Linked DNA regions of Mus musculus: region 1 is linked to region 2. A link is a contact called in ENCODE Hi-C or POLR2A ChIA-PET data. All regions are on one chromosome and are shown on one strand. Each heading gives the region's core, a stretch centred on a gene start or an enhancer-like site at or near the end of the contact. The rest is flanking DNA. Distances are from core to core; before and after follow the strand shown.

Region 1 (4,624 bases), core at 200-2,699, 950 kb after region 2:
CTCACCGTAGTACTGAACTAGACCATGTTCTAGGATAACATGGCTCTGTCATGGATCTCAGCAAGCACCCAGATAGTTCTTGGAGCAAAGATTGTGGGTGAACAAGGCTAAATCTAAATCATCATGCTGCAGCGTTAAAAGCTGTCCTTCCCCTCTACCCCCTCATTCTTACTCCCCCAATTCCCACCCCCCTCTACCCCCCTCAGCTAGCAAGGAATACCTGTTTTATTAGGCGAAGGAAATTCATGTGAAATAAACCATTCAAAGCTATCGGAGTTTGGTGTCGTGTACAATACATGACCTGAGGTTTGTATGCACATAAAAACTGTTCGGTAGTGGGCTATTTTTCTTTTGAAATTTGCCACTTTGTATGGTGACCTTTTCCTTAGGTGACAGTTGGAGGAACTTTTAGTTCTAAATGTAGTGATTAGGTTGTGAAGTTGGCATATCAAAATTATAATATTGGATTTCTATTTTTAAGTGACTGTAAAAAGACTCTATTCCAACAAGAGGCGAAACAAATTGGCATTCTTTATAAAATAAATGTGGGTTGTAATGACCTTCCTTGACAGAACAAAATGTGGATGAAGGAGATGGGGGAGAGGCTGTTAGAACGTGAGGACGCAAGAGTAATGTTCAGTCAATTTGGGAGATTCTGAAAGACAAGGAGGCATCTGCATCTTCCCCCCCCCCCCACCCGCCCACCGACCCGACGCATGGATTTTAGGATCTCTCTATCTCCAGGAGGTCTGAAGACATCACCAAAACACTGAGGGCCTAGGAGTGGAAACAGAACACAACAAATAACCTTGTATTTAGTAGCTAATGAGTTGGAGCAAAATGCTGTAGGTACTTTCTACAGTATCTTGTTTTCTCAGCTCAGTTGTTTGCAATTTTATCTGCAAAGAATAAGATTTTCCAGCAGGTGGCAGCAGACATCTTTTAAGAAAGAAAAATTATTTAGATTACATTAAATGGAGAAAGAGCAAAGGCAGGGGGTGAGGAGGGGTGGGAGGGTGAGGGATGGAAGAGTGGAGGGAGCGGCAAAGAGAGAAAGCGCAAGACAGTGGAGCAGTGGACTCTAGAAAACACCGCTCTTCTCTTCTCAGAGGAAAGCGGAGTGCATGCCACTTACACCATCTCCTGTTTCGTGTCCTTGTTGGGAGGAATTGCTTATATGAGGTGTTACATGAATGGCACATGCCGAAGATATGGCGGTTGAGGTGGGGTGGCGGAGGTTGGAGCACAGAGAGCCAGCCCTGATTCTAATACCCTGGGAACGCATGGACTAGCTGCAGACACTGGTCCCTTCTGGCTTCCCCCTCTGACCTGCTTTCAAAGACACCCACTTCCCTGTTCCTCCAGGCTATTCTGTATGCAGGAAGCATCCCAGTCTGGCTCCTGGCTCCAAAACTGGACACCCCCGCCCGCTTCCCCAGGCAGCCAATTTAGCCTGCTTGTCCTCCTTGCCTTTCTGGGTTGGCGGTTGCCATGGCAACCTCCAAGGCTCTTCGGGCTTTCTTACTGACTGACCAGGCCTGGAAAACCGTTTTGGAATCGACAGTGCTGTATTTGTGGGGAATTTTAATGAAAGAGCAGCCTGACCTAGCTTCAGTGTTGCACTGTGGAAAATGGCAGGGGCGTGAGGGGCTGCTGAACTGTAAGGGGCAGCAGCTGCCAGAAAGATGGACCGCTTGGGAGAGACTAGAGAGAGAGAGCAATGCCCTTTGTTATTGCTTCATCTTCAGGAAGAAGGGGTCCTTGTCACAACTAGTGGAGCAATTCCCCAACACAGTAGGGGCATTTAAAGACACCCGAGCAAAGGCAGTTCTTTCTCTAGGTTTTAATAAAGGTGTAAACTTAAGCTTATTTTCATTCATGAAACAAAACAAGCATTTCCACAGGTAAATGTGGGGGAAATGGCTCTGACAATTTAGACTTGAAGCTTACCTCTGTTGCACATTTTGATTTTTCCAATTTCCAAACGTTCTGAGACAGGCAGCCTCTTCGGCACTCTCAGTGAATCCCCCTCTTCCTTCAACACAGCCTGGCCTCACCAGTTTGCTTCAGAAGACAAAAATACAGCAACAATGATGGGATGCCACTTTTACAATGAGGTGCAACTAAAAAGTGGGTTTTAAATTTTGTGTCTCCCAATACCCTGTCACTAGAATCCCTGACTGCCACTCCATGAGGACAGTCAGGCAGCTATGATAGTACCCACATGACAAGAATTGAAGAGAGGCTCTGATCCCAGTTTTGCCTCAGGATGACCCAGTTTTTCTGCTGGTGGCTTCACTTCTCTCTAATGAGGGAACAAAAGCCAGAGGCTCCGGCTGAGCTACAGCTGGAACCTCAATCCACAGAAAATAAATTGTCATCTCAAGCCAGCACATTCCGGGAGTCTCAGTTAAACAGAAATAGGTATCTAATAGAGTCATTTGTGTGGGTTTCCATGTTTTGGACTGTTGGGAGTATGTGTTCTTAGGATCTCTCTGGTTGTGTACTTAATTCCAGGCTTATCACTCACATCTCTAAGAAGCAGGAGGCAGGTCACCAACCCTCAAGTTTCAGTTTCCTCATCATGTAAGTTGATACAGTGTCCCTCGTTATCTGTGAGAGATTCTCCCATGATCCTCCTATGATATGCAAATGCATGGGTGCCCAAGTACCTTACATAGATGGCATTGTATTTGAATATAAGATGTGAACATTTACACACAGGCTTTAAATCACCTCCACAACTGCTTATAATAGTCAATATAATGGAAATGCCACATAAGTAGATACACTACAATATTGTTTAGGGAATAGTGATAAGAAATCTGCACATACAAACTAGAAATGCAATTTTATTTAAATTTTGTTTAATATTTGAGTAGATTCATAGATGCAGAGCACATAGACACTGGGGTCTGGCTTTACTTGTAAAGGTTTTGAACATAGTGAAAAGAAAATGCTTGGTAAACTAGTTATAATCACTACTGAATACAAATCATTCACATTTCCAGTACAGCTTTCTCTATATCTACAGCAATTACTTATCTCAGTGACTGAGTTGCTGACCAAACCAGTACCATTTATCTATTGCAGATAGATTCTAAAAAGAGTCATGCAGACACATGGACTAGGGTTTTACAAAGATGCTGTGATCCTTGAATCTTTTTAATTCTGTAAGGTCTGTGAAGACTGTACTGAGAAAGCCATAACCTGGGCAGCCAGGCTGGCCTACAGACACCAGGGAGAGACTTCTGGAAAGCTGGTCATTCTAGAAATAGGTGAGATAACTATGTCTCTGATGAACTGGATTGAAGCAATTGGGCAGCATCATGGTGGTATGCCATTGGAAGCCAGGGCCTACATATTGTGATGGCTGATACTCTTACATCACAGATACATTTAAGGAAGGTTACATTAGGGAATAGAATTTCCTGAAATTCCATTTATACACCAAGAACAATCTAGGAAGGCCTTTGCAAAGTTTCATTTCAGACAGTCTAGCCTTGTGACTAACTCCAAGAAAACTTTGTTGAAAACCCTTTATTGTAAAGATCCTCTGAGGATCATGGGTACTTGGCATATTTTAAATCTAAAATACATTTTTGTTTGTTTGTTTGTTTGTTTGTGACAGTCTCACTCTAGACCCAGTCTGGCCTAGAACTCAGGATCCTCCTTCCTTAGCTTTCCAAGTACTAGAATTACAGGTCTGCCCCATCACCCCAACACCTAAACCTGAAATACTTTGAAAGTTAACAATTTTCTTGAAAGAGATAAGGAAATAGTGAAAGAAAATGATAACAAAGAAAGAGAAAAGAAAAGGGAGAAGAAAGGGCTGTCAGTGAACCACATGACATCAGTCAGGAAGCCTTTGCTTCATTGACTTATGGGACCAGCACCATTACTACCACCTCATTAGCATGTGCTGCCTGCATTCTCTGCATCAGACACTGAGTCATCTTCAGCCACATGCTCAGAGGTCAGCAACTGGTGTCCCAGGATAGGATAAGCATCCCAGAACAGGCAGTCATGGTCTTACAGCACTTACTTAGGCAGACCCCTATGTGTCAGGCCACTTCAGGCAGAATGCTTGCTGCATATGCACAGCCCATCAACTCATGCACACAATGCTTATACACTTCTATCCCAGGAGACACTTCAAATAGGAATCTTCAGAACTCACAGAGCTCGGGCCTGGTCATCCTGACTCAGCTGTTTGCTCCGCTGCTAACCAGTGGGAACTCGATCGTCTTTCCTCTCCTGACTGCATCTTCCCAACACTAAGTTGAAAGGTTACTTTCCATTCTCCAGTACCCAAAATCAAAACAGCAAGATTTCTGGCTGTCTTTTTCTAAACTTCCAACCCAAAGTTTTGAAAGAGGAAAGAAAAGGAAAAGGCTTAGAAAATATTTTCCTAATGAGGCAATTCATTTGTGCACTGTGGAAGCCATTAGTGGATCATTATGAATTAGTTTTCTAAATTAATCAATCAATTAAGTCTCATAATCAGATCAAGTAGATCACAGGCCAGTCTGCTCTGGTTTGATTAATTAGATGACATGAAAGATCAGACAATTAGATCACATTAATCTCATGCTCCTTACACTCATTCCCCAAATGGAAAGTA
Region 2 (4,318 bases), core at 553-3,052:
AATACAATGCAAGCAGCATGCTAATTAAAGTGTTCACAAGACAATGACAAATAAGGTTTTAGGACCACAGCATATATTATTATGTAACAGCAATACCCATTAAGCAATCACCAGGCTGTAGGTAGGTCTTCCAAAAGGCGTCATTATGGTTTACTGTGATCAGAGGATTGTGGTGTCAAGACTTAATCATGCTTTACCTGCAAGCAGGTGTTTACTGATATCAAAAAGTAGAAAACTAATTATTGCTGTAAACCTGAGGCTCTGTCCAATAAACTGTAGCAACACACAAAAAGCCCCCACCACACAAACTTTCTATCCCCAAGTGAAGTAAACTGTGAAGCAAATTTTCTGCACGTTTTCTTAGCCAAAATTTAACAAAATGTCCAAATCCACATGTTTAGCACTAGCCATGTTCCAAAGACCATGAAGAGAAAAATTTACAACAGAGGCAAAGAAATAGTGAGCTCAGGAGGGCGGGCTCACTGGAGATGTGGCTACTGCCATCACTGTCGTCTCAATAGAGAACAACAACGTTCAGCACCTTTAACAAGCAAATTACAGGAACTATATAAAACAAAGTAAATACGATAGAACCATAACATAAACTCCACGTACACCAGCTCAAAATCAAGGAATAAAGGAATAAAAGACACCAGAGCAAGTGATGCCAAAAGTGAACAGATTTTCTACAAATTCTGTTCGGGTGGCTCAAAAAAAAAAAAAAAAATTTTTTTTTTTTTACAAGCCCTAAGTAACTTCTCAGCCAGCCGTTCTCTGCACTTCAGTGAAAGGCACCTGCCACCCACAAGAGCCCACAGAACCGTGCAGCGGTATACGGGCCAACTGAGCTTAATAAAAGAACAGCAAAGCCAGAAGATTTCCAGGAGGTTGGAATTTCAACACCACAGGTGTTTTCCAAGACTGAGTCTAAACCGTCCATGGAAGCCTTCGATTCCCACCCAAAGCTGCTATAGGCACCACTAGGAACCAGGATCCCTTCCCATCTGAGTCGAAAACATTGGATTCCGGCCGCACCAAAGAGTACCACCTGCCCTCGCCACAGAGGATGTAACACACACAAGAGTTACATAAAGCCAGCCCCAAGCTGACCAGTGTCCAAAACACTGGAGGAAAAATGGATGCTGAATATTACTGGTCTCAGGCTTCTCGGGAAGACATGGAAGACTGCCCCCTGCTCAGAAGGGTAACCAGGATTCTGGCATGTAAGACAGACTTGCCCCTGCTAATTAATCGCTAAAGTCCCTAGAAACAGTCCTAGGCCAGGTTTCACCTCCCTCCAGGTCAACTGGGGCGCTGCCACCAAACAGCTGACCGACCGACTCAATGGCAGACGACCCCGTACTCTCAGCACGCTCACAGACATGAGCCACCGCCCAGCTAGCTGGCTTACCTCACAGGCAGAGGCCGCCCCACAGGCCTTGAGTTTGTCACCATCTTCCTCAGGCAGACCAGTCCAATGTGTGGCCATCATTTCATTTCAAATTGTAAAGGGACAAATCCTTTGGAGTCCACATTGGAGAAGTGCCACCACACACCAAACGGGAAGCAATTCCACAGCAGATTCTGAGGCGATGAAGGACTGGTCAAAAAAACGATTTGCAGGAAGCCCCTTCAAATACCTTCTTCAACAGACTTAGCCCTCTTCATTTCTCCAGTCTTAAAGTTCAAGGGCGACAGGTTTCCTTGGCAGGTAGGGTGGAAGCCAAGTGCAGAGAGAAGAGGTCCGCTTCCAGGCGGTGTTACTCGGAGGCCAGAGAAAAATCAGCTTTCGGAGAGCCTTCCTGGAACAGGGAGAAGTTAATGAAGGACATGAACTTTCCCCAGGCGCCGATCTTTAGCCTTGCCACAAGCCCGGACCAAGCTCCCCCTCTCCCACAATACGAAGAAGTAAAGTCTACTAAGGTGAATCCTCTCATGCAACAATTAAAAAAGAAGGAAAACGCCTGAAGGTCGGTTAGAGAAAGAGAACGAGACCTCAGAACTGCCCCGGTGGCTATGTCAAACACGCCTGGCTGCTATGAAGCCTTCGAGAAGGGGGGAGAAAAAATCCCGATTCAAGTGCTGCATTTCCTGGGCAACGCCGAGGCAGTGGGCTCATTCTGCAGCACCCGGACACCTACTCTTAAGCGAAGTTTTCTCCGCACCGGGTTAGACTCGCAGACGCCCTACAACTCCCCAACAAACAAACAAAAAGCCAGCTCGGACCAGGGCGGGCGTGGGCTCGGCGGCGTCTGTGGCGGCGGCCGCCCGGGCCGCGGGTGACTCCGGCCGGCCGTGGCAGCCTGCCCTGCGCCCCGGCCCGCGCCCCCAAGGAGACGGCTGTTTTCCTTGGCCCGCGGCGGGGATGGGTGGGGAGGCGTGCGGCCGCGGGTGGGACGCGGCGCCGCTCCCGCTCCCGCTCCGGATCCCTAGCATGCTTCGGAAGAGCCGCGGCCCCGGCAACTCTCAGCTCCCGGCTACGGCCCCCCACCCCCGAGCCCGGCTCGCCCTCCCCGCCGGCCACCTGAAGCAGAGGGGAAAGCGACGAGCAAACCACCCACCTACCACTATTTCCTCCGCCCCTTCCTGAGGCGGGTCGCCGGCGCGGGCTCCCGGGAAGCGCGGCCGGGGCGCGTGCGGGAAGCAAGGGCTCCGCTCGGCAGCTCGGCCCGCGGCGGGGCGCGCTAGGCCGCGGCTCGGTTAATATTCATGAGGCGCCGCCCCTCCTCCGCAGCCCGCCGGACCCCGGCGCCCGCCGCTCGCCTTTGTGCCCCGGCCTCCCTCGCTGCACACACGCGGGCGCGGCCTCCGCGGGCCCGCGCTTCAGCCCCAGGCGGTGAGAGGAGCGGCCACGCAACGGAGAACGCGGGTTAAGGGTCGGCTCCCAGGCAGCGCCGCGACCTGCCCCGGCCAGCCTCGGGCTCTGGGCGCCGCGGGAGGGCGTGGGGCGGGGCGGCGGCCGCCGCACTCAAGCCTGGCCGGGCCGGCCGGGGCCCCACGCTCCCGCGCCCGCGATCGCCGAGCGCGAGACTGGCCGGGCCGGCGGGCGCGCGAGCTGCTTCCCGGGGGCGGACTGCTCGCGCCTTCCTTCTGGATCCACCTCCTTCTACCCCACCTCCTTCCCCTCCCCTCCCGGGGGACGCTCCGGGGCGAGGAGTTTTCGGTCTGCAGTCACCCGGCCCCGGGAGCCAAGCTAGAGGAGGAAGACGGGCCGGGACAGGGGTGGTGCTCGCCAGGCCCCCTACAACCTGGGCACCCGCTAGCTCTTTCGTCCCCGCACCCCGACGCTGGGCACACAACTCCGGCTGCTTCCCGAGCGCCGCTCCGGGAGCGAGCACATCCCTGCAGCTGTCTGCCGGACAGGTCTTGGGGGACGGCGGCCCCTTTTTTGCAGCGGGTGGGGCGAGAAGCTACGGGATGTGGAGCTTCCAGATAAGGGAGTGTCCCTGCCCGCCGCACTGCAAGGTAGCTTCCTGCGGTAAGCAGGGACTGGGTGGTGGCGGTTACGAGTCATTCAGAATTTTTTTCTTGTTTTTTTTTTTTTAAAACCTGCAGGGCGGCTGAGCGATTAGGCGCGGCTAGCGGAACCGAGCGGCGGTGGCTGGGCTTTCCCCACGCTCCCGTCACTAGTTAAGCCGCCAGCCCCGTGGCAGCCGCTCCACAGCCCACTCCCGGGCCTGGGCTCTGACCCGAACGGCTGGCTCCGCCCTGTTGCACCTCATAACATCTCCCGCTGCAAACCGTCCAATCCGGTGACGCTACGACAGTATGCGACCCAATCAAGGGCTACCGCTCAAGCCTTCTACCCCGCCCCTCAGCCTCCCCTTCCCACTCCATCTCGGGAGGTGGCTCACCAGCTCTGATCCCTAGAGGAGCCTCTAGCTCTGGGGATAGTGCTTGGCACCTCTTCACCACCCCACCCCTGTCCTCTCCCCGTCTTATGCACACCCCCCCTCCAGGTCTCTGCCCTGCTGATGCTGTTGAGGGTCCTTTCGATCCTCATTGACAGCTTTTGTGTCTGCCACCATCCTGAGAGAACAGAACAAAAACCAAGATGCTGTGGAACGTGTTACCTTTTTCATCTTTGCTACAATTGCCTTCTAAAGACTCCTCCTCCTTTCCACACCCATCGCCTAGGGTCCTGTTTCTTGTGGAGGTTTTTGAAAGAGCACTCAGGAGCTGATAAAGAAGAAACTGAACCTCACTTTATTGTTCCTTACAGTGAAAGAGGGCAGACAGAATTTACAACCAAATCCAGGCAGAATTTACCACCAGAACCTGACATTTAGAGGAGAGAAATTAACTAGATCTTTTTTTT

What was found. Hi-C counts contacts between places; a loop is a spot of excess contacts on that map. ChIA-PET counts read pairs that join two places held with the same protein, here RNA polymerase II (POLR2A).
Region 1: a loop to region 2 is called in a map of left cerebral cortex, with 4 times the contacts of the local background. The contact joins the enhancer-like site here to the promoter of Arhgap21 in region 2. A Hi-C loop is called at or near these places in 1 of 37 maps with a recorded cell type or tissue (left cerebral cortex). POLR2A ChIA-PET finds 5 or more read pairs at or near these places in 1 of 5 experiments (embryonic stem cell).

What each region holds. Positions count from the first base shown.
Region 1 is chr2:21,917,011-21,921,634 of GRCm38, forward strand. Gm39767 (a long non-coding RNA gene) reads right to left here. Exons shown (of 6, transcript XR_866004.1): 4 at 1,951-2,064. Among named protein-coding and RNA genes, the nearest start is that of Gm39767, 45 kb to the right of the region's middle. Within about 2 kb of position 1,450, at least 2 of the 3 ENCODE cell types and tissues checked have a DNase peak (open chromatin) inside an H3K27ac peak, as active enhancers do.
Region 2 is chr2:20,965,919-20,970,236 of GRCm38, forward strand. Arhgap21 (Rho GTPase activating protein 21) reads right to left here and starts at 1,803. Exons shown (of 24, transcript NM_001081364.3): 1 at 1,412-1,803. The coding sequence starts at 1,492. Gm13375 (predicted gene 13375) reads left to right here and starts at 2,956. Exons shown (of 2, transcript NR_033225.1): 1 at 2,956-3,465; 2 at 3,556-4,318.